Regions from separate parts of the Homo sapiens genome. Here all the other regions are linked to region 3. The links are chromatin contacts, found by Hi-C in ENCODE. All regions are on one chromosome and are shown on one strand. The core of a region is the stretch at or near the end of the contact, and the rest is flanking DNA. Distances in the headings are between cores, read along the strand shown.

What was found. Hi-C counts contacts between places; a loop is a spot of excess contacts on that map. Pooled maps may share reads with other maps.
Region 1: a loop to region 3 is called in a pooled map, with 12 times the contacts of the local background. The contact joins the promoter of SNHG10 here to the promoter of GALC in region 3. A Hi-C loop is called at or near these places in 3 of 50 pooled maps.
Region 2: a pooled map shows a loop between it and region 3 (14-fold over the local background). The contact joins the promoter of PAPOLA here to the promoter of GALC in region 3. A Hi-C loop is called at or near these places in 3 of 50 pooled maps.
Region 4: a loop to region 3 is called in a pooled map, with 4 times the contacts of the local background. The contact joins the promoter of SYNE3 here to the promoter of GALC in region 3. A Hi-C loop is called at or near these places in 2 of 50 pooled maps.
Region 5: a pooled map of gastrocnemius medialis shows a loop between it and region 3 (11-fold over the local background). The contact joins the promoter of MOAP1 here to the promoter of GALC in region 3. A Hi-C loop is called at or near these places in 8 of 50 pooled maps.

The regions. Positions count from the first base shown.
Region 1 is chr14:95,531,669-95,536,121 of GRCh38, reverse strand. It overlaps SNHG10 (small nucleolar RNA host gene 10), which reads left to right and starts at 1,250. Exons shown (of 1, transcript NR_003138.3): 1 at 1,250-3,210. GLRX5 (glutaredoxin 5) reads right to left here and starts at 1,072. Exons shown (of 2, transcript NM_016417.3): 1 at 738-1,072. The coding sequence starts at 1,032. It also overlaps SCARNA13. RefSeq lists silencers at 640-699, 910-1,199 and enhancers at 1,340-1,799, 1,063-1,852, 1,853-2,642.
Region 2 is chr14:96,501,115-96,505,420 of GRCh38, reverse strand. PAPOLA (poly(A) polymerase alpha) reads right to left here and starts at 3,039. Exons shown (of 22, transcript NM_032632.5): 1 at 2,821-3,039. The coding sequence starts at 2,828. PAPOLA-DT (PAPOLA divergent transcript) reads left to right here and starts at 3,095. Exons shown (of 1, transcript NR_122121.1): 1 at 3,095-3,773. RefSeq lists enhancers at 390-889, 2,547-3,142, 2,966-3,225, 3,143-3,737, 3,738-4,306 and 1 more and silencers at 2,726-2,845, 3,284-3,627.
Region 3 is chr14:87,991,709-87,995,800 of GRCh38, reverse strand. GALC (galactosylceramidase) reads left to right here and starts at 2,619. Exons shown (of 17, transcript NM_000153.4): 1 at 2,619-2,831. The coding sequence starts at 2,637. RefSeq lists enhancers at 2,282-2,611, 2,306-2,806 and a silencer at 2,762-2,951.
Region 4 is chr14:95,513,494-95,517,899 of GRCh38, reverse strand. It overlaps SYNE3 (spectrin repeat containing nuclear envelope family member 3), which reads left to right and starts at 1,250. Exons shown (of 18, transcript NM_152592.6): 1 at 1,250-1,304. SYNE3-AS1 (SYNE3 antisense RNA 1) reads right to left here and starts at 1,780. Exons shown (of 2, transcript NR_188030.1): 1 at 1,680-1,780; 2 at 1-896. RefSeq lists silencers at 995-1,804, 1,554-1,848.
Region 5 is chr14:93,181,976-93,186,370 of GRCh38, reverse strand. MOAP1 (modulator of apoptosis 1) reads left to right here and starts at 1,474. Exons shown (of 3, transcript NM_022151.5): 1 at 1,474-1,561; 2 at 1,658-1,812; 3 at 2,009-4,172. The coding sequence starts at 2,129. The coding sequence ends at 3,184. It overlaps LYSET (lysosomal enzyme trafficking factor), which reads right to left and starts at 1,054. Exons shown (of 2, transcript NM_001098621.4): 1 at 886-1,054; 2 at 1-111. The coding sequence starts at 965.

The DNA of each region.
Region 1 (4,453 bases), core at 1-2,500, 7.5 Mb before region 3:
CAGGGCCCAGGAGCCAGGGCTGCTTCTTTTCCCCACAAACCTCTCCAAGCCCTGGCCCACATAAATTCAGCCCTGTGCTTGAGTATCTAAAGCCAAATGTCATGACTCTTCCCCGACAACATAGATCCCGACTAAGGTCAGCCGACAGCTGTCCCAACCCTTTGCTTGTAGCAACCACAGAGGATGATGCTTGACACCCTGAGCCGTGAGCCAAGCGAGATCAGCCTCCGACCTCACTAGCCTCAAGGGCAACCTCAGCCCTCTCCCCACCATCGACAGCCCTAGACCTTACCCACGAGTAGGCCAATGGCTTCCAACCTCCCCAAAGTGTCCGCGAAAGTACCTATCTCACAGTGGGTCCTTACTATGAGTTTCCTAACCGTGCAGAGCAGTCAGGCAGCGGGCCACCCTCCTCCGAGTCAGTCATTGACAAATCGCCCCGAAACGCCTATATTAGCTCGAAGTGAGGATAAGTGAACCTTTAGGACTTTACCTACTGCTCAAGTTGGCAACAGTACAGAGCCCCAGATCCTCAAGACCCAGTGAAATCAACTACACCCTCAGCCCAGACTCTACTCCAGGGCAGTACTCCTCGCCCTAACCCGGCTCGAACCTTCAGACAGACCCCGGCGGATGGAGCCCCGCTCCCCAGCCCGGCGCGGCGGAACCCCTCGGCCTCGTGCAGCGATGCTCCTGGGCCCGGGGCGGAGGGCGCCTGCCCGGCACACTGGCCTGACCTTGTCGGAGCTCCGGGTCGTCCAGCACGTTGTAGGCCGCGTAATCGCGGACGCCGTGCAGCCGCAGGATCTGCACCACGGCGTTGCTGAAGCCGCACTGGGGCTGCTCCGGCGTCCCCTTGAGGAAGACCACCACCTTGTCCTTCTTCACCAGCGCGTCCAACTGCTCCGCCGAGCCGCCGCCGCCCGCGCCCGAGCCCGCCGCCCGCACGCCCGGACCCCAAAGGCCACCGCCGCCCGCGCCGCGCCCCCAGCGGAGCAGAGCCGCCGCAGCTCGGCCGAGGGACCCGCTCATCTCCGCACGCAAGCCGGAGCCCACGACGGCCCGGGCCCACAGCTGGCCACCCAGAGCGCTCCCCGGCCCGCGGCAGTCCGACCCGCCCCCTGGAGGCCCTCATTGGGCCGGCTCTAAACTGCCCTCCGTGATTGGACAATACTGATCAGTAATTACTCGATTCCACCAATCATGTTGCTCGTCCCGCCCGGCAGGTAGGAGGTGGGCCTTATGCCGGAGCCTCATCCTACTGCCTTACTATTGGTCGTCGGCAACCGCTTTGTTAGTTAATTGGAGAGACTGGATGTCCATCAGGGTCACGCTTGCAGGGCAACGAGAGGCAAAACAAGAGGGAAGACGACTTTCCTCCTGTGAGCCAATGAGGCCAGCTGGACTACGCCGAGACAACTGGGAGAGGCGCGGGACTCGCCCGTTCCGCGGAACGCCGGGAAGGGGTCACCTCCTGATGAAGTTTCCGGTTCCGGTGTCAGCGGCGGTTGAATTGCCATGGCAATGCGGTGGGCGCGCGCTTGTCGTGTTGGTCTCTTGGGAGGTAGCGGGGCTAGGCCGGGCGGGTATCCGCCTCTCCCAGCTTAGGTGAGCGTCCCCGGGCGCCTCCGGAGCGCCGCGGCCGCATGCAGTTCGTCGTGGCGGGGAGCCGGAGCCTGACCGGGGTTCCAGCGCTCGGGCCGTAGCCTTGGCTCCTGGACTTTCCCTGGCTCCGCCGCCACGTGGGAGCTGAGGCTCTGGGGCTTCCGCCTCCGGCGCGCGATTATTTCTCTAGAACAGTTTTCATTTTTAAAATTTGTAAAGCGCTTTTGCCTGTGTGATTTCCTCTGGGTTTTTTTTTTTTTTCTTCCTTTTTGTAGAGACGGAATTGGCGGCGGGGGCGGGGGGTCGATGTCTCACTTTTTTGCCCAGGCTGGTCTCGAACTCCTGGCTTCAAGGGATCCTCCTGCCTCGGCCTCTTAAAGTGCTGGGATTACAGGCGTGAGCCACCGCCCCCGGCCGCCTCTGAGTTTCCAGCCTCGTTGGCCCTCCAGCCTTTTAACCTGTTGGGCCTAGGATCAGGAAAGGTTTGTTGAATGGGGAACTAAGAAGTGAATTCGTTCGTTCGACAAACGTTTCCTGAGCAGCCGCTGGGTGCTAGGCGCAGTGCCAGCGCGGAATGTCCAGGGAGACCTGGTGCCCAAAGCTTGGACCCATCGTGAGAAATGAGAAGCAGATACAAAGCAGTGTGGGAGTGCAGAGGAGACAAAGCAAGCCTCATCAGGCCCATTGCTTGCTCTGCTCTCCCTTGTACTTACCAGTGCTTGACAATATACAGTTATTTACTAGCTTGGTTATTGACTTCCTACCCAGCACTCAGTTTTATTCACTGCTGTATCCTCAGTGCCTAGGACGATGCTTGGAACGTGGTAAGTGCTCCTATTGGCGGGAAGAATAAATCCGGAAGAGCAGGACCAGTGGACTTGCTACATAATCTGTAGTCTTGGAGCCGCACAGGGTTGGTGGTACCCTCGAGCACACCAGACTTGCAGAAAAAGCATACTCCAGAGGAAGCTGAGGCATGCCTGCTCGAGAGCCAGCTGTTCCATGTGCAATTTTCCTCTGATAGTTTCTGGTCACTGTTGCCACGGTGATAATGACTGGGCTATGTCATTATCTATCCGCCAACAGTAAGAGAAGCTTTGCAGTCGAGATATTGTTTAGCAGATGGAGTGTTTTCTGTTGAACACTAAGTACTGCCACAAGTTACTTTTTTTTTTTTAAACTTTGAGTATTTTTTTACAATGTTGCTGGAGGTGATCTGTTTATGCTTTGAGAGTGTTCGAATTTAAAATCAGAAAATCATGTCAGTGAGTGAGTCTTTCAAATAATCCTTCGGCATGAAACCTGAGCCTAGTAAACTATGAAAGTAAACTCGGCACATTACCCGAAAGTCTCAATGTCATATTTTCACCCCCATCAATATTATTGATGATTGCTCATTTTCTAATGTGGGACCTGAAATTTACCAGGTGCTTAAAGAATCTTTTTGTTTTTCAGATTCATTGATTCCAGGTAAATCAGAGGAACAAGCAACATGAACAGAAATATGTAGAAAAAGCTATTATGCAGAAGCATAATTGTTGTTTCAGAAGTCCAGCATCTGGTGCACTTAACAATAGAGAATATATTAAACTCTTTCCAAAATAACCTGTTGTTCCTACCTGTGTTGTAAGTGTTTTGTTTGTTTTTAAGTAAATATTGGTGATTTGTTGCCAAAAACCTAAACTGTTTGTTGCTGTCAACTTAAATAACGAACAGAGAGAGGCTCTCTAAAAGAAAATGGCATTTATTCAGGAATAGAGCACTGCAATGAGAAAATGCATGCGATAGTTAACTGTGTGTATCCTGGGAGATAGAGGAAGACAAAGGTCTTTAAAGGAAAAATGAGGAGGGTTACATAATTGTTTTGAGATAATTATTTTTGACTACAAGGATCAGTAACAAAGGTGACACCAGTCCCAGGTTGGACAGGCAGGTGCTCGGCAGGCATTGCAGAAGTATTTTTTGTGTAAGATTGAGATGGCCTTTGTGCAGGATTGTGGTTTTGGAATCTTCTGTGATCGTTTTTGCTATCAGGCATTTATGCTTGCGAACTCTTTATGGCCTTCCCTGTGTCTATTTTGATTCCACCTTTCTCATTGCCCACTCTAAACTGTAATTCTGCTTTTATGTTGACTGAGATCAGGAGAAGAATTTGCAAACTTATATCCTGAGACAGAACAGTAATGAGGAGTATCGTGTTCCTTACCTAATGTATAATATTGGGCTCAGAAGCAGTTGTCTTTTTTATTTGTTGAACGTTGTATTAAGTTGAGAATGCAGCTGCCATTAAAGATTAAGAGTAATCCTTGAGAAGGAAGAGTACAAAGCCTGTGTTTTGCTAAATCATAGTGAAGTTGCCGTGTTTTTGTAGAATATGATAAGAACATACAGTGTGTGAAATGCTAAGGATATGGAAAAGCATGTTGGTGCTCTTTCAAGGAGCTATTTTGATAGCATGAGCAAGGGCAGGAAACAGATCATGTATCTGAACCAAAGAAATTGAAACAATACATCTAAATTTAAATTTTTAATAAAACAACCCAAAATATAGTGAAATACTTAGCACCAAACATCAGTGATCTTAAGAAGCAAAGAAAACAGTATTCAAAATACTTCGTCCAAAGTATCAGACTTTTGCATAAAGTTTGGCATTTTGGTTTTGAGATTCCTCTTTAGTCCTATGATGAAAACATGACAAAATATACATCTTAAATAAACAGTTGTCATCAGTCTGCATCTATGACCAGATGTTTTGGGTGTTTTGAGTAAATGGCCTGTCTTAGCATGTGATGGCTTCCTGCCTCGTGAACATTAGTGAAGAGGTGAGGGTGGGAAGTACTCAGGAACT
Region 2 (4,306 bases), core at 1,790-4,289, 8.5 Mb before region 3:
TATCTGACCAACACAGAGTAGGGCAGAAATACATCTAGTTTCCATAAGGGCATCACACTTTTCGTTAATGCCGTGGTTCTCAACCAGATTTTGCACCCCAGGGCACATCTGGTAATATCTGGAGACATTTTTGATTGTCATTACTGGGGAAATGGAGGGGTGGAGCTCCCGGAATCCAGTAGGTGGAAGCTAAGGCTGCTGTTAAACTACAATACACAGGACAGGCACCTGCAAGGAATGAATCTGGCATAAATGTCAATAATGACTAGGTGAGAAACTGTTTAATGGATCCAAAGACTATCAAAACTTTCAGAAGCTTCACCACCATGACTCTTAAATCAGACTATAATCTTTCCAAAAGTATGTTTGTAGCTACATATGAAATTTAGACAAAATATGGACACTTGATCAAAATGTTCTGTAATATCCTAAATTTCGATAATTTTGATTTAAATTCATTCCGACAACTCACCTAGGGTCCATGCCCCAATGCCACTCACCCATCCAAATTTAACATTAGGACAGGTATACCAAAAATGAAAGCCAAACACAATATAGCCGGGAAATCACAATCCAACACATCAAAAAAACAACATTTATGACAGTGTGACAGCAGTACATGAAAAACAAAGCAACTTAATGAGGAAGAAGCCCTATTTTTCTTTAACTAGGCATTCTTTGGTCTCTCTATTGTTTACTACAGTAATTATCGTATACTTACTTTTTGAGTCTCGCTCTGTCACCCAGGCTGGAACGCAGTGGCATGATCAAGGCTCACTGCAGCCTCAGCCTCCTGGGCTCAAGCAGTCCTCCCACCTCAACCTCCCAAGTAGCTGGGATTACAGGCATGAGCCACCACGCCCAGCTAACTTGTGTTTTTTGTTGAGATGAAGTTTCGCCATGTTGCCCAGGCTGATCTCAAACTCCTGGCCTCAAGCGATTTACCTGCCTGGGCCTCCCAAAGTGCTGGGATTACAGGCGTGAACCACCGCGCCTGGCCCCGTCTTCCATTTTACACACTTGAACTAACTCGCGAAGAATTTGAAATACCTAAGGTCTTTCACAGAAATGTATACCTTCCCTCTTCAAAGAATGTTGGGGGAAAGTAGGTATAAAAGTACTTTTAATTCCTAGAAATAAGACACAAATTACTTAATGTTATTTCTTCATTGAAGCCTTTTAAGGTTTACATCTATCATTTTTAATGCTGGTATGATTATCAGAAAAAGAAGTCCCTTTTCAAAGACAGCAAAATGTTAACTTAATAACGCAGTCATCACGACATCACTGCAAACATTTATCTCCTATTGAACTGAGAAACACCACAACAATCTTGCTTAGACTCAGTTCTCCTAGGGTCTCTTATTCTATGAAAGGGAAAAATCAATAAACAGAAACCATGCAGATTCCAAGATTTTAGACCTGTATAGTTAGTTAAGTCTAACAAACGTTTTCATCACAGAAGTAATGTGATAGACTTCTTAATAACCTAAGGGGGTGGGTGGGAGCCATGGAAAATCCTTTTAAAATACATAAATTGCGATAGAAGTCATTAAGGTCTGTGCCAAAGTTAGAGTCTCACCTGTAAAGAAACACATTCACACACATATATAATTGTAAAACTACAATCGGTGATTATGTGCTAAAGAAATTATCCTTACTTACAAAAAAAAAATAGACCTGAGTTACTACATTCGATGTCTAGAAACCACAAAAATCTTTATCCTGAATTTAACCAAAACTTTGAGTGTCAATTACATGTTGCGTTTTGAGGCTACTAAGATGAAGAAAACTCGGTCCCTGGTCTCAAAGAGGCACTCTTACGCTTCAATATTCAAAAATGGAAGAAATGCAGTCTCACTATTTAGGCCTCTACAATGCTGTATATTTGCAGGAAAAAAAAAATCCGTAATCTACTGGCAATGAGCTGCCAAATTATATCTCATTATCAGAAAGGGGGAGGGGAGAAAAAAACTTTTTAAAAACCCACCAAGAAAAGAAAAAGGCGCAGTGGCATTAGAAAGCATAAAGAGACTAGCTTCAAGCCTTACAACCAGGAAAAAAAAAGTATCACCAGAGATAGAGAAAGAAGGAAACAGAATGAAACCTGGTTACCCCATCAAAACAAAACAGGGAAAGCAATACATAAGTCGTTTTGGAGGAGGGCACCCTGTGAAGTGCCCCCTTCTCCGACCGCCTGTGAATGCTAGGGAGGCGGAGGTGGAGGCAGGCGGACTCAACGCTCAAAGCTGGGCTTTTAACTCGTGCTCCTACATTCAGACAAGGTCAGTGGAAAGGGGCTAACTCCGGCGCACAAGACAGGCATCTGGAAATGGGAGGAAGAGAGTGAGCAAACTGAGACAGACCAGGAACAGAAAAGCAACATCGAATGGGCCCGAGGGGCGCCGAGAGCGAGCCCGAACCCCAAGTGCTGATCCCGCGTGCAGCAGGGTCGTGGTTCCCCACCACCAGGCAATGTTTTGTTTTCGGGTTGTTTTGATTTTCTTTGTGGACGGGGCGGAGAAGCTGGAGTGGCCGGGCGAGTTAGAGGTTCCGCCAGCAATTCCGGAAGGGGAAGGCCCCCGGCCCGACGGCAGCTGACCCAGCCAGGAAGGGTCGGGGGACGCGGGAACCCAGCACACGGGGGGAAGTGCGGCGGCGAGCGAGCGAGGAAACAGGAAGGTCCCCAGTCCTGCCTGCCTCCTACCAGCGGGGAGGGTCGGGCTCGCGTGCCACCCTCTCCGCCTACCTCTTCCCCTTCCCGGACGCCCCCCAAGGCCCAGCCGGCGAGCGAAAGAAAACAGAATACAAATTACTTACAACGGCATCGTCTCCGGCGCCGGCACCGCCCAGTCACTTCCCCCCCGCAACCGCCGCCGCTGCCGCCCTGGGCATGATCCACTGAGGCGGGAGGGAGGGGGGGGCCTGCCTCAGCCCTGGGTCCAACCCCTCTCCCGCACCGCTCCCGCCGCTTTAAGCGCTTCTCCTCCTTCCCCTTCGTCCTAACATGGCGCCCGAGCGCTACCACAGCAACGTTCTAGAACTGCTGACGCCACCACGCACGCCGTGCGTGCGCCTGCGCACCAGCGCCGTCCGCCGCGAAGCCTCACGGGAAGCGGAGTTCCTAAGGCCGCCTGCGGCCCGGCAATTACCCCCTGGGTCCTCTCACACTTAGCAGTGGGTGTCAGATGGTGGAAGGGAACGCTCAGGGAGGCCCCGGGCGGTGAGTTGTCCCTCGGGCGGGGACGCCCTCGTGGGCAGTGCGGCGTGGACGGCGCAAGGAAGAACCCGGAGAGATCCCAAGCCACGAGGCACCGCTTCCGGCGCATTGTGAGGTCCCACCTTTCCCGCCGCCTGAGGTCGCGGCGGCTGCTCTTTCCCGGAGCAGCGTCCCTGGAGGCGCTGCCAGGGGGTGAGGCACCCACGCGTGCACCGTATGTACCCCCCAGCGCGGCGCTTAGAACGACTCGCATGAGTCGCTGCCTTGGGTTGGAACCGGTTACTCCGCCGCTTCGTACTGGACTGCAAAGTAACAAGTACTTCGCCGGGCAGCGGTGCCGACCCCGTGTGCTACGGCGAGAGGTGCTTAGCCTAGAGCCGACGAAAACATGTCCCCAGGACTCCCTTTCCCTCCCAGACTGCGTCCCACCAGATGGAGCTTTCCGTCTGTTTTAACCACCAGTGTATTCCTGATGCCTGACCCAGGCGCTGAAATATTTGTTGAACGAATAAATGTGTAGGTTAGGACTGACGACAGTCCGCGAATTCTGGAACACGGGCTGATTTTACTTTTGAACAAATGATGCACTGGAACTTCCTGACAGAGCTGACCTTTTATAGGAACATCAATGGCAGTCACCGCTGGCATTTTAGCAAAGGTTGTCTTGGTCATAATTTCCCCTTGACTGTGTTTCCAGCCCTTAATCTATATCGGGTGGGACCTGGAAGTCTACCTTCTCGCCACCCCTCGGCAAAAGTTTGAGAAAGTGTTTGAGGCAGAGCCTCCTCTCTCATATGCCCTCCATCTGCGAATTAGAACGAATTATAAGTTCTACGGTGTCACATAGGGGGTTAGCGGAGAGGAAGAGGGAAAGAATCAAATACAGGACGCTGCCTTAACCAAAGTTCTAAACTCTAAATGTAATAATGTGCATTTGTGAGTCCTCAGGAAGTTTCACAAAGGCTTTCCCTTTTTTCACAGAATGTCTAGTAGGACTGGTGACTCCGAATGGGAAAAACACAGGACCTAGACCTGCCCTGTCCATTAGTGTAGCCCCTTGGCCACTTAGGGCCACTGAGCACTTGA
Region 3 (4,092 bases), core at 1,370-3,869:
GCCTGAAAAATCAAGCTACAGGCACACATAGAGTGGCCTGGGGAAAACTCAGGCAACAGCTGCCCTGATAAGAAAGGAAGGCCCAACATAGAAGCCTTTTGTTCTTTGTGTGATTAGCAGGTTCCCAGGAAAAAGTTTCTTCCCCTTTTCAGGCACATACATGGTGGGCTCTGTGGGAACTTGCATGGGGGTGGAGAGGGTGATTACCTAGAACCCACAGTTACACAAACAAGAGAAGCTGAACTTTATCCTTACCCAAGACATACCCACAGCTGCACAGATAAGGGGAGCTGCACAGATAGCTTTACAAGTAAGTTACACAAACAGCTACAGAGATGAGAGGAGTTTCTTATAAAAGCTTTTGGATTCAACTGTAAAAGTGGCAAAATGGCAAAGAAAGAAAGCTTTCTTCTTTCATATAATAAACTTTCTCTTCAACCTCACTCTGGTGTCCACACTCCTTAATTCTCTTGGTTGTGAGACAACAAGCTTGGATAACACCTCAGACAACGAGACCACTGACCACTGACCCGTTTCACAATGACGTACTACAGGATGGTGTATGCTGGGTATTCATACATCGTCATGCAACTTCCTAGTTTTATGTGTAAGGTAGTTTCCTCTGTCATCACCTTGGTATTTCCCATCTAGTCACGGTATTAAGTGGGTCTTATGCGCTTGTTAAGAGCTGGTAAGAGAAGCTTAACATTCACTTGATGGAATGGTTACTGTGGCTTGTATCCACAGGAGCTCCAGCTCATGCTTAAAATACTGTGTTAGAACAAATGGATCAGAGTGAATTCTGTAACAGTAAATCCACAGAACTGAAAATTACTGACTTGCATCATAAACTGGTTGCAGTGGCAAGGCAGAGAGTTCAGATTCGTGTTGTACTGGGGAAAGAAGAAACCAAAGAAAATAAGTGGTTCATACACAGGGGACTATTTAACTGATCCAAGCCAGAAGACTACTGAGGGTGAAAGGAGCATTATCAGTAATTATGTTTAGACAAAAGTTGTGACTGTCCTTAGTAAACCAGGATAGACGTAGAGTCAATTCAAAAAGAAAGAAAGAACAAACATATCTAATGTACATTAAGAACCCAGGGATATCGGGTTCTTAATGTGCATATTTATTGGATTGCCCAGAGCTTTGACCTTCAAGTATAATTGAGTTCTTGAAACTTAGATTTAGGTTTGTGGTTAAGGGGCAAAATAATCAGATTCCAAATAGGGTTCTGCAGACAAATCCCACAGGTCCTAAAGTCTCTGGGTCTTTTCCTTGCCATTGTGGTATCTCAGGGGCTTGTGTAGGCAATGATAACCAGTTCCATACTTCTGCTAAGAGAAATTTGGGGATCAGAAAATCTTTCTCTGCAGCTCTTCAGAGTCTCTTTAATTTACTTCAATAACAAGGAAATCAGAAATCTCAGGACAGTGCTGGATGTGGCAGAAATTCAGGGCAATTCACAACTTTCCTACCAATTTAGAGTTACCTGTCTGGAATCACTTCAACTGACAGTGGAAGATAGTTTATAAAATTGTAGGGGAGGCAAAATTTCACCTTCGTCCCTGTAGGGTCCCAGCATGGCCCTAGTATTAAATTGATTTAAGATATTAATAGACTGACAGGAGACAACCACACAAATGTTTATTTTACATAGCACGGGGGCCCTCATTAAAAAAAAAAAAGACCTAAAGCAGCAGTTAAGAGCCAATTGCTTATAGAGTGAAATGGACAAAAAATAGTAGTTGTGAAACATGATAAGGCGAAGGGGCTTGGGGTAAAGAAGCGACTAGAAAGATAGGGATTAACAAATTTTGTTTGGACAGATTTCCCTCGACTTCAACTTTCTGTCCTTGAAGATAACAATGTTATTTTATAGGGAAGACATCTTTCACATGGGAATTTCATCTCCTCCTTTTAAGACACATAATATCCATGACAGTGATCTTGCACCTGCTGTTTTTAAGTGCCTTTAATTTAAAATAGTCAATATGCCACAGCAGCATATTTTGAGGTGGTATATTATTAACTCCTTCAAGGCTAAAAGCTTTGAATATGCCGGGGTAGTTACCAGACTGGAGAACCTTCTCAGCTATTTGCCACTTGTGGAATGCATTCAAATGTACTGAGTGCTTATTAACTTTTCTCTCAGTCCCTCACTCTGCTGCTCTTCTCGCCTCATCTCACATAAGGGAAAACTCAGGCTCCAAAAGCAAAGTGATTCCACCAAGATGACAATGGAATCGGGACCTGGTGTCCAAGCCTGGTCCTCGCACGAGGTAGATACTCCCTGAGATGCTGGGGAAGAGCCATGGTAGGGCCACTCATGGCCCTCTTCCTTTGGCGGACCTTGGAATCCACCTTCCCTGCGTTAAAGTGCTCCACCAGGTGACGCCGGAAGAGAAGCCAGCAGTAAGTACATGTGAAATCCAGTAGCTGACCACAGACACGCGAGCGATAAGAAAAAGCTCGCTGCTTCTTTTCTCAACACTCCGCCAGCTGCGTCAGAGGCCCTTGACCCGCACTCAAAATGGCGGCGGCGGCGTCAGCATCAGCGGCCTCCTGCCCGTATCTATCGTGGCGGCGACGGGACCCGCCTCCCTGGGCGCCGGAGTCATGTGACCCACACAATGGCTGAGTGGCTACTCTCGGCTTCCTGGCAACGCCGAGCGAAAGCTATGACTGCGGCCGCGGGTTCGGCGGGCCGCGCCGCGGTGCCCTTGCTGCTGTGTGCGCTGCTGGCGCCCGGCGGCGCGTACGTGCTCGACGACTCCGACGGGCTGGGCCGGGAGTTCGACGGCATCGGCGCGGTCAGCGGCGGCGGGGTGAGCGGCAAGCTGCGGGGATACGCGGGGGGCGGCAAGAGCCCGCCCCGTGGGGCCAGCCCCACAAGCCCCCGCGGCGTTGCCCTGCGTTTCCACCGGCTCCACTCTCCGCCGCATTCCCCTAGGGTGCCAGTCAGCAGGCGGTTGGGGCGGGCCCGCTGCGGGGCTGGGGCGGGTGCTTTCTCGTTTAACACGAACCAGACAGGCAGTTAGGTTTGAACAAATGAGGATCCGGAGGTCCAGAGAGTATAGGTGCAGAGAGTAAAGTGACAGGTCTAAGTAGTGAAGTAGCCGGGGCTGGAACCCTCGTCCCAGGCAGTGGGGCACAGGCTGTCTTCATCGCGGAGATGGCAGTCGGGGAGCGTCGCTCCAGAAAGGGCCAGGGAGTGCGGGAGCGTCCGTGTGCGAAAGAGAACGCCCCAGTGGGATGCTTTGGCTGTGTCTCTCCCTTTTGGAGGAGTTGGTGGGTGGTGGAGTCGTTAAGTCCCGTGCAGTTGTTAGTGCAGGGTAAGAATGGGCTCCTCCAGAGAGGGTAGCGCCGAATAGGATTTCGTTTGGAGGCAGGACTGGTGCCTCAAGGTCTCTTTAAAAGGAAGATAAGCGAGCGGCCTGAAACTACCGGGTACTCCCTCTGGGCCCATGGGCTTCATGGTGGCCGACCTTTGGGTGAGAAGGTTTTTGTTTTTTGGTTTTGTATCCGAAATTACATCTAGGGCTAATGTTTCTTGAAAATGTTAAGGTTGAACTCGGATTTTTGGGGTTGAGTTGGATGGAGCTTGCATCCTTACATTCAACTCAGAACAAGCTTGAATGCCTGCTGCAAGGATGACCTGGTCTGTAGTGTGACCACAAGATATAACCTTCTGCTAGGGGAAATTTTTTTCCCCCTGGAGTTAGCTGATCCTTTTTGATTTTTATGTTTTCATTCCCTAATTTGCAATCTCTCCAGCCGTGCTGATGTGTATTTCAGGGGAAACCTGTGGGCCGATGAGTTAATGCATTTATTCTTTGCTACTACTATTCTCCTTTTTATGTTTTTGGGCTAAACCTGAAACAGCCAATATTTCATGGAGTGAGGCCCCATCTTTTTTATAGCTTTACTTGTGATACTATATCTAGGGTAAGAGCTTACCGAAAAATGGAAGTCTTTGTTTCCATTAGGTTTATTAAGCCCAGTTTAAAATTACTAAGATGAGAAGAATCATTTCGTAATTCAAAGTAGGAAACTCCTACCTAATCTGATAGAATATACAATTATTAG
Region 4 (4,406 bases), core at 1-2,500, 7.5 Mb before region 3:
CTTTACAATTTAATCTCTTAGGATACTGACTTTTACACGGATCTGTTCTACAAACATCTGCCATCCCTGCTAAGAAACAAAAAAGGAAAACAGCATCCCGGAAGCCCTGGATTTGGGCCAGTTACTAACCCCGCATCTGTAAAATCGCTAGCCGCACCTAAACTGTGATGACTGGAGTTCACATAAAACCTAGTTTTACAACTTGTATCCTTCATTAGTAGCGCTCATCTGATCCAGAGGCGGTGAAGCCAATCATGCAACCATGTAATTACTCGGAAAAAGATAAGGGTTGGGGCCCAGGACTGTTCAAAGCTGGGCTGGATGCACAGGAAGGCCAGTGACTGCTGACCTGGGAGGAGAGCGCCAGGGTGCGAAGGCTTCCAGCCATCAAGCAGTAGGAGTTTGGCAGAAGGCTGTGGAGCAAACGCCGGGCCAAGGCAACTTCATGTGCACAGGCACAGAGGCAGATACAGTTTAGACATTCTGGGACAAGGTTAAAGGGTTGGCGTGGCTGGAGCAGGGGTTGGGAGAGTGGGAGGATGTTTCTGCTGGTGGGGAGGGAGAGGTGAGGCGCATTCTGAGGCCTTGGGTTTGTTGGGGGTTCACATTATGCCTGGGGATTCACATCCCTTGTGACTCCTGGACTGTGGGCCCGGACTGTGGGGGTGGGAGAGGACGGGCAGGGTGCCACTACCCCCCACCCCGCCCTTTCTCCCCGCGCGAGGCTGGCTGATGAGTGTCATTTTCTTCTTGGATTTCGCGCCTACGGGCGGTGTGCCCCTTCCAAGGCCCCCACCTCCGCTCTGTGAGGGCAAGATCTGCCGGTGTCCTAATCCCTTTTCCATGTCTGGGCGCACAGATCCAACTTTCCCGGAGAGGCAGCTCCGCGCCATCCCCTAGGATGAGAAGAGGGTGGGTGGCTGTGTGTGTGTCGGGGAGACAGACAGGGGCCAGGGCTCCGGGCTGCTTTCCAGGCAAGCGTGGACAGGACCCCCCCCTTAACCCCCGCCCCGGGTCCGCGACAGGGAGCGGTGAGGCTTTTCTTCGGCCCTGGTCCCCGGGGCCACGCAGGATGTCCGCCGGGCTGGGGTTGCGCACCCGGGGCCTCCGCTGAGCGCGTGCGGAGAGGGGCGCGGCCTCTCCCGCGGGGCCACCGGGCGGGTCCCGGCGGGGGCGGGGGTACTCGCGGTGTCCGGGCCCGCCCCAGCCCTGCCCCGCCCCGGAGCCGCCCGGGACGCAGGGAGGAGGGAAGGAGGCTCGGCCCCAGCTACCCGCGGCGCCGCGCTCCTCCACGCTCCGGGAGGGTAAGTGGCACGGGGCCGGGAGGCCAGGCCTGGGGCCGGGGGCCGGGGGCCGGGGGCCGGGCGGGTGGGGTCCTCAGCCCCTGGCCCAGCTCTGACACAGCCCCGGGAATCGGGGGCGCCGAAAGTCTGGGGGACCTGGGGAGGCGCGCCCGGCGCGGGGGCGGGGGCCCCGGCGTGACAGCTGCGGGCGGGCGGGTATTTTTAGTTTAAATCCAACCGTTCTGTGCTGGCTGCGAAATTCCCGAGCCTTTCCTTTCAACCCCGGGGAGCTTCGGCCGGCCCACAAGAAAAAGCCCTAAAGCCCCGGGCAGCGCGCCCCAGCGGGCCGGGTGCCTCCTCGGGGCTTCCCTCTGCCTCCCCTAGGGGCGGGCTGACCTGTCACCAAGGCTTGCGCGCGGCGGGGGCCCAATCCGCTCCTGGCGACCGCGAGCGCGCTCAGTAGTGCCTGGGAGAGCAGAGCAGGCGGCGAAGAGGGGAAGTCCAACCCCGAATGCTCAGTTTCGTTCAGACGCCTTTTGGCTATGCAAACTTGGCAAGCAGCTCAACCTCTCTGAGCCTCATTCCCACATTTCTAAAGGGGAGGGCAGTGAGGCCAGAGATGGCTTGCAGGGCCTGAGAGAGCCTCAGATGGATGTTGACTTCCCCTGGGGTCTTGGGATCTTGACCCCAAACAGCAGACCCATTGATGTGGCCCATTGGTCAACCCGGGAGCAGTGTCCTACACCGCCCAGCTGACCTCTGCTTCAAAACTGGAAGCCAGGGGCCTCCAGCCTGGGCGGGGTGATAATGAATATTTTCAGTTAACCACTTTGGCCCTGAAGCTCCAACCCTGGGCTTTCCTGGGACTCTCCCAGGTTCCTGGTCACCCCTTTCAACTCTGAAGGGTCACCCTTATCCCTGCACTGGGTGGGGGGGCTTTCTACAGCCAAGGGCTGCTAGTGGGATAGCTTGATGTGTCTTGGGGGCATGCCCCATCCCACATGAATGAGGGCATGAGGAGAATGGACCGTCCTCCCAGAAAGGAGAGCATGTCATAAAATCACTGCCATTCTGAGCTTGGCAGGACAGCGTCCTTCATCCACCAAGAGAAGCAGAAACAGGCCCAGAGAGGGGGAGTGATTTGCCCAGAGCCACACTGCCTGGCTCTCTTGAAGGGCCTGGGCTTGCCGCCTGCACTTCCAGGGCAGCCAACAGCCCATAGGAGTCAGGAGCTGGGAGGTGGGAGGGGCATATCAGTGCCAACGAGCTGTTTTGCTCAGTTTCCTGTCACTGTGCCCCAGCGGGATGCTCCAGCACATGTGGGTCTGCACATTCCTCAGGCCGGACGGTGCTCGGCAGGCTGACAGCCACAGCTGTGCCAAGCCTGCTGGCCCCAGGCGTTGTTTTCAACCAGAGAGGCCCCTCTGGGGGTGGCTGAGCGGGAAGTGGGCTGGGATGTCTTATTTCTGGAACTCGTGTCTTGCTGGGGGTCCTGAGAAGAAGGCCTGAGGATGTGTTGGTGGCACAGAGGGAAGTGGTGAGAATCCAGGCTCAGGTTTCTGCCTCCAGGTACAGTCTGGCACCTGGCTCCCTGCAGGTACACTTCAGAGTGAGTTGGAGTCCTTTCTGTCTGTCTCCATGGGAACAAGGCTCCTGCTCGGGTGCTTTGCATGCTCTCCAGCAGCCATGGACCTGGCCATGCCTGGGCAGCCCCTTTGCCTTGTGATGCAGCCTGGAGCGGGCTGCCGGGGGGCCCTGGCTTGGCGGCCCCGGGAGGCAAGACTGGGCAGGCCCAGCTCAACGTCAAAAGCACCCTGGAGCCTTTGGGAACCCACTGGGCAGCTAGGCTTCCCGCATTGTCCAGCTGTTAGGAATGGGGCAGTCAAGTTGGATTGCCTGAGTCCAGTCCTGCCTTAGCCCGTTCCTGGCTGTGTAGCCTTGGGAAAGTTGCTTCACCTTTCAGAGCTTCAGCGTCCTTCCCCGTGGAAAGGGGCTAACCATAGCACGGCAGGTGTTGCCTCGCAGGGCCTCATGAGCACTAAACGAGCTTTGCCCTGATCAGCATTTTGTATGGTGTCAGACACAGCACATGTGAGAAGGTGTCACAGTTTGAGGCGAAGGGGCCTCGTCGGGATACCTGGGTTCCCCTCTGCTCTGCCTCTGCCCCTCTTCTCCCTGCCTTGATTTCCCCTTGTCTGTCAATGGTGGGTAGTCCTGGCTCACCCCCCTCATGGTCCTCCCAGCACTGAAAGCTGGCCCTTGGCCCCAGGGAGGGCAGGAGGCTCTTGACCCCAAACAGCTGACCCATTGATGTGGCCCATTGGTCAACCCAGGAGCAGTGTCCTACACCGCCTAGCTGACCTCTGCTTCAAAACTGGAAGCCAGGGGACTCCAGCCTGGGCGGGGTGATAATGAATATTTTCAGTTAACCACTTTGGCCCTGAAGCTCCAACCCTGGGCTGCCCTGGGACTCTTTCCCAGGTTCCTGGTCACCCCTTTCAACTCTGAAGGGTTCTAGAGAAGCCTACAGAGGGACTCAAATGTGTTCGTGGGGTCTTCCAAAGCTCTTCCTGCCTCTCACCTCCTAGGATCTGGTAGTAGGCAAGGCTGTCATTGCTTGCCCATTTACAGATGAGAAGGCTGATATCCAGCGGCTGGATGTGGTACAGCCAGGATTAGAACTAAGGGCTTTTGACCTGATGCTCTTCCTGGCACCACATGGCCTATCTTAGACAATCCAAGGACAAAGTTGTACGTTCATCACTGGGAAAACAGTACTGACCGGACAGGATGCTTGTCTTCATTAAGTCATCAGTACTTGCTGGAAAAGAATATGGATTCTGAATATATATATATATATATATATATATATATATATAATCTAAGCAGCCTGACTGGACCACAAAGATAGGAACCCAGGAGCAGCAGTGTTTCCTGACCCTCCCATCCTGAAAGGAACCTTTGCTTTAGGACTTAGGGATGATGTTCTGGGGCTGAGCAGCTAGGAAGCTAGGAAGTGGACGGGGGACAAGTTTGGGAAGCTGATGCCCTAATTTTGACCTCTTGAAATACTTCCCTTTTGGGGTTGCTGCGAAGATAATTGAGGTAACTGGGGATGATGCT
Region 5 (4,395 bases), core at 225-2,724, 5.2 Mb before region 3:
TCACTGATTTCAAAAACATAGTAAAATGCTGCTGCACTGGCTAACAGATACAATCCCACTCCAATCCATCCCATCCGCTGACGGAAGTTCATCATTCTCCATGCTCTGTGCCTTCAAATTAAAAAAGAAAATACAATTAGGGTCTAGTAATGCTGTCACGGCAACTACTCCAAATGTACTTGCTTTATCTCCAAGAATTCTAGGCCGGGCGCGGTGGCTCGCGCCTGTAATCCCAGCACTTTGGGAGGCTGAGGCGGGTGGATCACGAGGTCAGGTGATAGAGACCATCCTGGCTAACATGGTGAAATCCCGTCTCTACTAAAAATACAAAAAAAATAGCCGGGCGTGGTGGCGGGCACCTGTAGTCCCAGCTACTCGGGAGGCTGAGGCAGGAGAATGGCGTGAACCCAGGAGGCAGAGCTTGCAGAGAGCCGAGATCACGCCACTGCACTCCAGCCTGGGCGACAGAGCGAGACTCTGTCTAATTAAAAAAAAAAAAAAAGAATTCTAAAATATCCCACTAACACACTTAAGATTTAAAATAATTAAATTAAACACCTATTAAGAAATGTAAAACTTACAGGTTGTTTTGTGTAATACTTACAATCAAGTAAAACAACACACACAAAAAAACAAAAAACCATTGATTTCAGTATATACTGAGTTCTGCTTTTTAACGGGAATCCCTCAGAATAAATCACTGCATCCTACTTAAACAGGTCCATAATACCCGCCCTCCAGAAACTGGAATTAAACTAGTTTCTCACAGCACATTTCACTTTGACAGGTGAAACACTTTCTGGCATAACAGTACTGCTTCAGACGTGAACGCGGGGTGCTACAAGTCAAGCCCCCAAGTTAAGACAGTAACTCCTAAGCACTTACAATGGTCCCGAAAATCTTCCTGTTCCCACGGCAAGCGTTAAAGAGTCACTCAGCTCTGAATAATCGGGTGGCTTTGGCATTTCAGAGAAAGCCAACATAAAATAAATCCCCTGGGTCACCCGGCTAGGAGAAAGGTGAGCGCCGCCAGCCTGGAGCACCAGCTACTAGTGATTAAGAACGGCGTGACTGCGGCGGGTCACGCGCGGCCCGGCCCCCGTCGCCGCCGCCGGAGACCCGCTCTGAGAACCTGACCCGGCAGGGAGGCGTCCCCGCCACTTGGGCCTCCGGGCGGCCGGCCCCGCCCCCTGCCGCGCTGCAGCGCCGGCACGCCGCGACCAAGGCTGCGCAGGCGGCGCCAGGCCCGGGCCTCGCCGCCTTGCAGCGCCGCGAGCCCAGCGCCCGTCAGCGGTCGCCGGCGGAGCCTGCTTGCAAAGCTGAGGTCCCGGATCTCACCTTCCTGTCCCGTGGTGGCCAGCCCGCCCGCCGTCCCGGATGCCGCCGCAGTCGGAGCTTCCGGCTCGGGCCGGAAGCGCGCGCGCCCCGCCCCCGAGGCCCGCCCCTCATGACGTCAGATCGCCCCCGCCCGCCGCGCAGCTTCCCCGAGCGAGACCAAAACAGGTGGAATCCGGGCTGGAGCCGGAGCTCCGGCGGCGCGGGTGGCGGCACGTCCCTCCAGGTGGGTGGCTCTCTGGGTCTGGCGACTCAGCGCTCCTCAGCCTTGCCCCCTGGTGCCCGCTCGCGACTGTCATCGCCCCATCACTTCTCGTTGCAGACAGTACCACAGGCACCTGGAGTACCGGCATCGGTCGCTGTGGCCCCCGAGTGTCCGTCAGAGCCTAGGGGAGCCTGCCCTCCCGCGCCTCGTCGGGGCCCGGCCAGGCACCTTGGCCGCCGGCGCACGGACGCGGGCACGAGCACTAGATCACGGTGAGTGGAAGCGGGCCCGACGCGGCCCTGCAGGCCCGACATCCGCCAGGCACCAGGGCTGGGAGGGGTGAGGGGCGCGCGCCGCAGTGCGGCTGCCCTGGCGTCGCCGCTGGGGGCAGGGCGCGCGGGGCTTGGGGCCTGCACGCTTGCCCTGGACGTTGGCACCTTTAGCTAACCTGTCTGCTCTGTCTTGCAGGCTGCTGGACCTCGGCACGTTGACAAGATTTCTCTGGGGTACCGCGGAGGATTACTTTGAATTTCGGTGGTCGCCTGTGGTCTGGCATATTTAGAACTTAAGTCTATTATTTCGGGCACCATGACTTTGAGGCTTTTAGAAGACTGGTGCAGGGGGATGGACATGAACCCTCGGAAAGCGCTATTGATTGCCGGCATCTCCCAGAGCTGCAGTGTGGCAGAAATCGAGGAGGCTCTGCAGGCTGGTTTAGCTCCCTTGGGGGAGTACAGACTGCTTGGAAGGATGTTCAGGAGGGATGAGAACAGGAAAGTAGCCTTAGTAGGGCTTACTGCGGAGACTAGTCACGCCCTGGTCCCTAAGGAGATACCGGGAAAAGGGGGTATCTGGAGAGTGATCTTTAAGCCCCCTGACCCAGATAATACATTTTTAAGCAGATTAAATGAATTTTTAGCGGGAGAGGGCATGACAGTGGGTGAGTTGAGCAGAGCTCTTGGACATGAAAATGGCTCCTTAGACCCAGAGCAGGGCATGATCCCGGAAATGTGGGCCCCTATGTTGGCACAGGCATTAGAGGCTCTTCAGCCTGCCCTGCAATGCTTGAAGTATAAAAAGCTGAGAGTGTTCTCGGGCAGGGAGTCTCCAGAACCAGGAGAAGAAGAATTTGGACGCTGGATGTTTCATACTACTCAGATGATAAAGGCGTGGCAGGTGCCAGATGTAGAGAAGAGAAGGCGATTGCTAGAGAGCCTTCGAGGCCCAGCACTTGATGTTATTCGTGTCCTCAAGATAAACAATCCTTTAATTACTGTCGATGAATGTCTGCAGGCTCTTGAGGAGGTATTTGGGGTTACAGATAATCCTAGGGAGTTGCAGGTCAAATATCTAACCACTTACCAGAAGGATGAGGAAAAGTTGTCGGCTTATGTACTAAGGCTGGAGCCTTTGTTACAGAAGCTGGTACAGAGAGGAGCAATTGAGAGAGATGCTGTGAATCAGGCCCGCCTAGACCAAGTCATTGCTGGGGCAGTCCACAAAACAATTCGCAGAGAGCTTAATCTGCCAGAGGATGGCCCAGCCCCTGGTTTCTTGCAGTTATTGGTACTAATAAAGGATTATGAGGCAGCTGAGGAGGAGGAGGCCCTTCTCCAGGCAATATTGGAAGGTAATTTCACCTGAGTCTCAGGGAACCACGAAGGGATATGGCAATGAGTAGAGCATGAAGGTAGAACAGTCTATATACTCTTGTGACACATACAATCCCTACCTTGTGCTGCCAAGTAACTCATTTTTGTGCAATTCTCAGTATAAGCCCTTTGTCGTTTCTGTGCCTATTTAAAGTCTCCTAAAGGTGTAATTGACTAGGAAGGATGTAGTTCTACACTGCCATTTACCTATTTAAATTCATCCTTGTGAATATCTTTGTTGTTGTTGTTGAGACAGAGTCTCGCTCTGTCACCCAGGCTGGAGTGCAGTGGCGTGATCTTGGCTCACTGCATCCTCCGCCTTCCAGGTTTAAGCTATTCTCCTGCCTCAGTTGCCCGAGTAGCTGGGACTACAGGCATGTGCCACCACGCCCAGCTAAGTTTTGCATTATCAGTAGAGACGGGGTTTCACCATGTTGGCCAGGCTAGTTTCGAACTCCTGACCTCAAGTGATCCACCTGCTTCGGCCTCTGAAAGTGCTGGGATTACAGGCGTGAGACACTGCGCCCAGCCTCATCCCTGTGAATTTCTTATTGTACACAAGTTCTTTCACTATCTGTGTGCAGTGCTCTGAGGGGACAGACAAGGCTTGGGTGTATATGCCAACCAGATCTCATTGAAGTATCAGCTTGTTTGGTACTAGGTGCAAGTGTAGCATGTCACATGTGACCATGTTGGATCATTGACAATTTTTAGGTATGTACTGACCTACATTTATGATGAAGATCCTGAGCGGAGGTTAAGATATTAAGTTATTTTCCATATGAATCAGAATTATATTGATTCTGTGCAATCAAAACAAAAGGCAGAATAGAATGCTGAGATTGGTTAAGTTTGCAATGACCATCTTGAACCACAGATTTCTGCTATGTGTCATCAAAACATCTAGTTCTGAGTAACATTTTCACGATTGTTATAAAATTATAGGTGTGAACTTCTAAAATAAAGGAATGCTAATAAAATGACTTTGTCTGTTTTGTTTATATCACGGTTCCAAGAGAGATTTCATTTGAATAAAGAGTTCCCAAAGCATGAATCTGCAAACCACTGAACCTACACAGACTTAGTTCCTTGGACTCTTTCCTCTTGGTGCTCAGGGGTAGGAAATTGTTTTCTAAGTGAAGGGACCTTCTACCGAAGCAGTAAAACAATGGGATGAAACAAGACAGTGCACAAATTAGTGCG